Linked DNA regions of Mus musculus: region 2 is linked to region 1. Evidence: chromatin contacts called from ENCODE Hi-C or POLR2A ChIA-PET data. All regions are on one chromosome and are shown on one strand. Each heading gives the region's core, a stretch centred on a gene start or an enhancer-like site at or near the end of the contact. The rest is flanking DNA. Distances are from core to core; before and after follow the strand shown. Region 1 holds the start of Zfp697 (zinc finger protein 697). Region 2 overlaps Zfp697 (zinc finger protein 697).

Evidence for each region. A loop is a pair of places that touch in the nucleus more often than their neighbours do. ChIA-PET counts read pairs that join two places held with the same protein, here RNA polymerase II (POLR2A).
Region 2: a map of heart shows a loop between it and region 1 (3-fold over the local background). The contact joins the enhancer-like site here to the promoter of Zfp697 in region 1. A Hi-C loop is called at or near these places in 19 of 37 maps with a recorded cell type or tissue (Patski, adrenal gland, gastrocnemius and 3 more). POLR2A ChIA-PET finds 5 or more read pairs at or near these places in 4 of 5 experiments (Patski and embryonic stem cell).

Annotation. Positions count from the first base shown.
Region 1 is chr3:98,381,068-98,383,767 of GRCm38, reverse strand. Zfp697 (zinc finger protein 697) reads right to left here and starts at 1,287. Exons shown (of 3, transcript NM_172863.4): 1 at 1,190-1,287. It also overlaps a transcript of Gm52610 not described here.
Region 2 is chr3:98,416,232-98,418,931 of GRCm38, reverse strand. All of the region lies in intron 1 of Zfp697 (zinc finger protein 697), which reads right to left. Among named protein-coding and RNA genes, the nearest start is that of Zfp697, 35 kb to the right of the region's middle. Within about 2 kb of position 1,436, at least 1 of the 3 ENCODE cell types and tissues checked has a DNase peak (open chromatin) inside an H3K27ac peak, as active enhancers do; it is heart, where a contact is called at or near this core.

The DNA of each region.
Region 1 (2,700 bases), core at 38-2,537:
GCATCAGAGGCAGGTGAATTAATTCCCTTATGGGAGTCACACTCCGGTTGTGTTTAAACTTGCCCATTTGTCCATAGCAGCTCACAAAGACCACCAACTCGCTAGCTATTGCCACATTTACCACAACGGTCTCTTGGGAAGAGACCCACTATATGGGAATGCTGACAGCCAACGGAGCCTGACTCAACAGGCAGGATTACAGCACTAAATTAAATTATGCCTCATACTCATGTGGGGGGTGGCTGATTCACTGCGGGGGGGGGATGGGGGCGTGGTTAAGAAAATAAAGGTTAAATCAGAGGAAGTCCCAGAGGAAGTCTTAAAGTCCCGTTCTAGAGACCTGCTATTGTGTGCTCTGGCTGTAAGGTACATCCAGGGTCTCTGTCTCACTGTTCCTCTTCACCATCCCTCATGCTAACATATGCCTCACCCCAGGCCACCTGAGCCTCAATAAGCTCTCTGGCCGCAGGCTCCAGCTCTGTCCACCACCTGCCCATGATCAGCCAACGTGGATATTTGTGGTTGGGGATTCTAGCAAAACCAGACAACGACCCCTCCTGAGCCACGCGCGGCTGGCTAGCTCAGCCTTCCTTTCGCAGGTCCTCATTGTACCTTTCTCCCAGTCCGATCGCAGCCCCCAGGTGGCAATCCGAATCGGTCAGACAGATGGGAGGAGCAGGTAACAGACACGTTTCACAAGGGCCAAAATGAACCTGCTGACCTTCGCAAAGTCCCCGCCTTCATCCCCTTCCTCACAGTGGGGCTGGGGGCACTGACTTAGTAGGCAAAGGGAGCACGATCTAAGCTGATGCACCGATGCACACAAAGCCTTTCACCTTCTGCTTGTCTTGCAAGCTCCTCCCTGGGCTTGGTCTCCCAGGGTCTCTGATGCCCCCTTCGGTGGTCTGTGGGACGGTCCGACTTGCTCTGGCAGCGCAGTCTCAGCCTCCTCCTCCCCTCCCCTCGCCACAGAGACCAAAGGGAGCTCAACCCAGCTATAGGACACGAAGGGTCCCCTTCTGTCCTTGGTTCCTGAGCCCACGGGGTGGCGGACCACAGTCCAGTGTGCGAAGGACAGCTTCGCGCGGCAGCTCAGCCACAGCACACATCCCAGCCCCTAGATGATCAGCTCAGGTTCCCAGCTCCCTATCCGCGAAGCCGGCGCGCCCAGCCGCAGCAGCGCTCCTACCTGTGATGCGCCGGGCAGCTCTGAGCGCACTGCCCAAGCCTGGCGCCCGGTGCTGAGGCTATGCAACCGCGGGCTGGCACTCGGGCTGGCTGCCCACTACCTCCTCGCTGGGGCTTCCTGTGGGGCTGGACAAAGGACATTTCCTGGGAGGAGCAGGGAATGTTCCCAGCATGCCTCGATTTGTAGTTCACCGAGACTTCCTGCCACCGCAGCAACAACGGGGGCTCTACTCAGACCCCAGGACTGGAGGAGAGGACCCTGTCGGGCTGTAGTAGCTCGGAGCCGATGGCCGACCCGCCGCCGCTTGGTAGAGTCGCGATCCTGCAGACGCATGCTGCCCTCACACGCTTGCTGCCCTGGGCGCGCAGTGCGAGCGGCCTTTTCTTTAGAAGTGAACTTTGTGATATGCTCTCTTTACGTCGGCTTCCCCCACCCCACCCCACCCCACCCCACCCCCGCTTCTTCTTCTAATAGATGGTCTTCCATAAGGTGAGGCTGGGGGAGGCGAGCATACTCTGACACTCAGCCTAGCCTGGGACTCACCTAGACAACTCACCGCGATTCTTCTTCCTACTCTTCAGGTGTATACCAACCCGAGTTTGTTGTTTTGCTTTGTTTCTGTTGTGCGCTAATCTACCTTAAAGCCCCCTGCATGCGTGGCCAGTGCTCTGTCCATCTACCAACTTTTTCACCTCCCAGGTTCTCTAGCTCAGTGTTTCTCAACCTGTCTGTCACGACCCCTTGTGGATCAAATGGTCTTCTCGCAGAAGTGGCCTAAGACCATCAGAAAACACAGATATTTATCAACATTACAGTTGATAAACAGTAACAAAATTATAAAGTAGCAATGAAAATAATGGTTAGGAGTCACCACAACATGAAGGGTCGCAGCATTAGGAAGGTTGAGAACCACAACTCTATGCAGTCAGGACTCTGGCTGTGGCCTGTTTAAGAAAAACATTTGGCTGCTCTTCTGGTATCCAGGCTCCTTAAAGATCTTAGCACTTTTGCCCTAAAAACCATGCAGAGCTGATCATTCCTAGATCCTGGCCTGGTGACATCCCTTTTCTCCACTGTTGGCCTCTGCCCAGGCTTCTTTTTAAGAGAAGTAATTGAGAGATAAAAAATAAACTTCATGAATTACATATGTGAGAGCCTAAATGACAAGCCGGATGGTGGAGCACACCTTTAATCCCAGCACCCAGGAGGCAGAAGCAGATAGATCTCTGTGAGTTATAGGCCAGCCTGGTCTGCAGAGGGAGGTCTAGGACAGCCAGGGCTAAACAGGAAAATTTTGTCTTGAAAGCAAAAAGCAAACACACAAAAACTAAATGACTAAAAGCTGAGCTGAGTCATTTTACCAAAGGATGGCAGGAAGGGTATAGTAAGTCAATCAAGGAAAGGATGGGTCCTAAGATTTTCTAGAATACTTGAAAAATAATCTGGCAATAGCCCCGTGTAGTGACACCGCCCAGAAGGCTGGGGCAGGAGGGTATGGAGTTCAAAGTTAA
Region 2 (2,700 bases), core at 187-2,686, 35 kb before region 1:
AGGTTAGTTGGTTAATAGAGGCACTAAATCAGTTTTACGAGCTCTATCTTGTTAACCCACCACCACCTTCAAATGGCCTTTCTCTTAAATACAGAGCTGGGCACCTCTCTAACTCTATTTAAATCCAAGTTTCTAAAATTTATATATTTTTCATGTCCCTTGTTCCTCCTCGATGGTCCCAGCTTTTTAAAATGGTAACATCCTTAAAATAACTAGGAAAATGCTCAAAAGCCTCACTCATCTGAAGGCCATCTGAAATGCCCAGTCATTGCACCGGGAAGATACTGCTACAGAGTGGGGGAAAGGTGATCTAGTAGCTTTGGGGGAGGGGTTGTTGTTGTTGTTGTTGTATGTTAACAACATGGTCTGTGTCCGAGGCTGGCCTTGAGCTCCCTACATAGTCAAAAATAATGCTGAGTTTCTCGTCCTGAGATAACAGGTACTACCTGCTGGGCTTATGCAGCACTGAGACCCAAACCCAGGAGATCAGGTATGCCTCCCAAGCCGTGACAGTTCACTCAGTCAACTGAGGTGCATACCTACCCACAAAGTATCTCTATAAAAAGGAAGAGGCGAAGACTGGAGCAGAGGGGAGCGGAAGCCAGGAGAGCTAGAAATCAGACTTTGACCTGGGTCTACTGACATATTTAGCCCCCTCTAGAGCTACCTGCAAACTATTCCTTTGATCGGGGTCCTACCCCTTCAAAGATCAGATCTAACTTCCTAGGATGGTCAGTCAAGCCCATACCACCCTCCCACCTCCCTGGATTTTACAGAGAGAAATTAAGGCCAGAAATAACACCAAGTGACAGAGCACTAGCAACTCCTACCCTCCAGTGGCCCTGCCCTGCCCCCAGGGAGATCAGAGACCAGCTTCAATAGTCCCAGGCTGGGAGGCAGTGTCCCATTTGATTGGACCTATGCAACTTATCGTGCTGTTGGTCCAGTCCCTCTCCATAGATCCTACAACTATCAGGAAAGTGGGTTACTCATTTTATGTGTTAAGAATACTACTAGGCAGTGGTGGTGCATGCCTTTAGTCCCAGCACTCGGGAGGCAAAGGCAGGAGGATCTCTGTGAGTTTGAGGCCAGCCTGGTCTACAGAGTGAGTCCCAGGACAGCCAGGGCTACACAAAGAAACCCTGTATTGGGGGTGAGGAAAGCAAGCAAAACAAAAACCAAACTCTGAGCATGTGGCCCATCCCCTAGGTAAAGTTAAGACTCACCTATATCATTGCAAGTGGGGGCAGCTAGCAAAAAAGCCTTGTGACTCAAAGAGGCAGGCTAAACCTGGAACCTCCTGCCCACTCCCTTGGAGTTGGGTAGACAGGAGTCATGTGCTAAGGCCACTGCCAGGTGGCAGGTGGCCAGGCCAGCAGAGACATCTTGTCAGGGAAAGGAAGTGCTCTCTGGGCAGGAGGCCAAGAGTGGCTCCATTCAGCAGCCTCCAGACCGAAGCGCCCTTCCTGTCTCCTACTCATCTCGGGGGGCCCCTTCCTTACCTTCTCAAGATTGAGCCAGAAACTCAGCAGCAGAATCTAGAAGCTTCTTTCTGCTGCTTCCCACGCCCCTGGCCCACCACTCTCTCCCCAGGGATAGTTTGCATATGTGTCCAAGCAAAGACACCCAATTTGGAAGAAACTGGTAAAAACAACTCCAGGCAGCTATGCAAAAGGCTGTATTCAGGACAGGCAGTGAGATCCAACTGGGGACTGCAAGGGTTAATCATTTGTCCATCTTCATCAGCAACCAAGTAAAAGAGTTAACAGTCAAATTTCTTCTTGGTGGGGAGGGGATGGTCTCAGAGCCCTGCACCTTTACTGGCCAGCTCAAAGGGCAATAAGTCAGTCACTCACCTTACTGGACAGATGATGTCTCTGGTGAACAAGGAACAGCAGCTTTGTCACCCTCCTCCCATGTGTCACATTCACAGGTGCCAATGGACCCTCACCTTGGCTGGCTTTCACAGACCACCCACCCCTCCATGCCAGAGACCCGAGTGCAGACTGCTGAGCAAGGTGGACCTGAGTTCCAGACAAAGAACAGCAAAACACGCCTGCAACTAAATACTGACCACTCTCCAGACAGAAGAAGCCAGAATAATCTGGTTTCTGATCTGTAGTTAATGCCCTTTCACCTGGAGAGGGGAGCCCAAAGACAACATAGCCAGTGGGGGGCCCTGAATTCAGTCTCTAGACACACGTGCCCATGGATGTACATGAACAAGCACACACACACACACACACACACACACACCAGACAGACAGACAGACACAGAAAACCACACAATGTCCTTGGGACCAGGCATTTCCTGTCCATTATCTCAGACAGGACCCCTTAGCTTGTGCAACCTGTCACACCCGTCAAGCTTCCACCATGTGACCACTATGCAACTCCTTGTAGACAAAATAAGAATAAGTGTGACATAGAGACAGCTCCTAAATGAAAATTAGATTCTCTGCCTTCAAATGAGAAGCTGGACAAGCACCCCGTAATTCCAGCATTTGAAGGGTCAAGGCAGGAGGACCAGCCAGGGAAATCCTGACTCAGGATGAAACAGTTCAAGGTGCTGGTGAATACTCCCATCCATCCATATGCTCTGTTTTACTGATTAGAATCGTCTACCTGATGAACAAGAATACCTAGCATTCGTAATTCTTCCTCCCCTGAAGACTTACATTTTACTACCTGCTTTTTGGT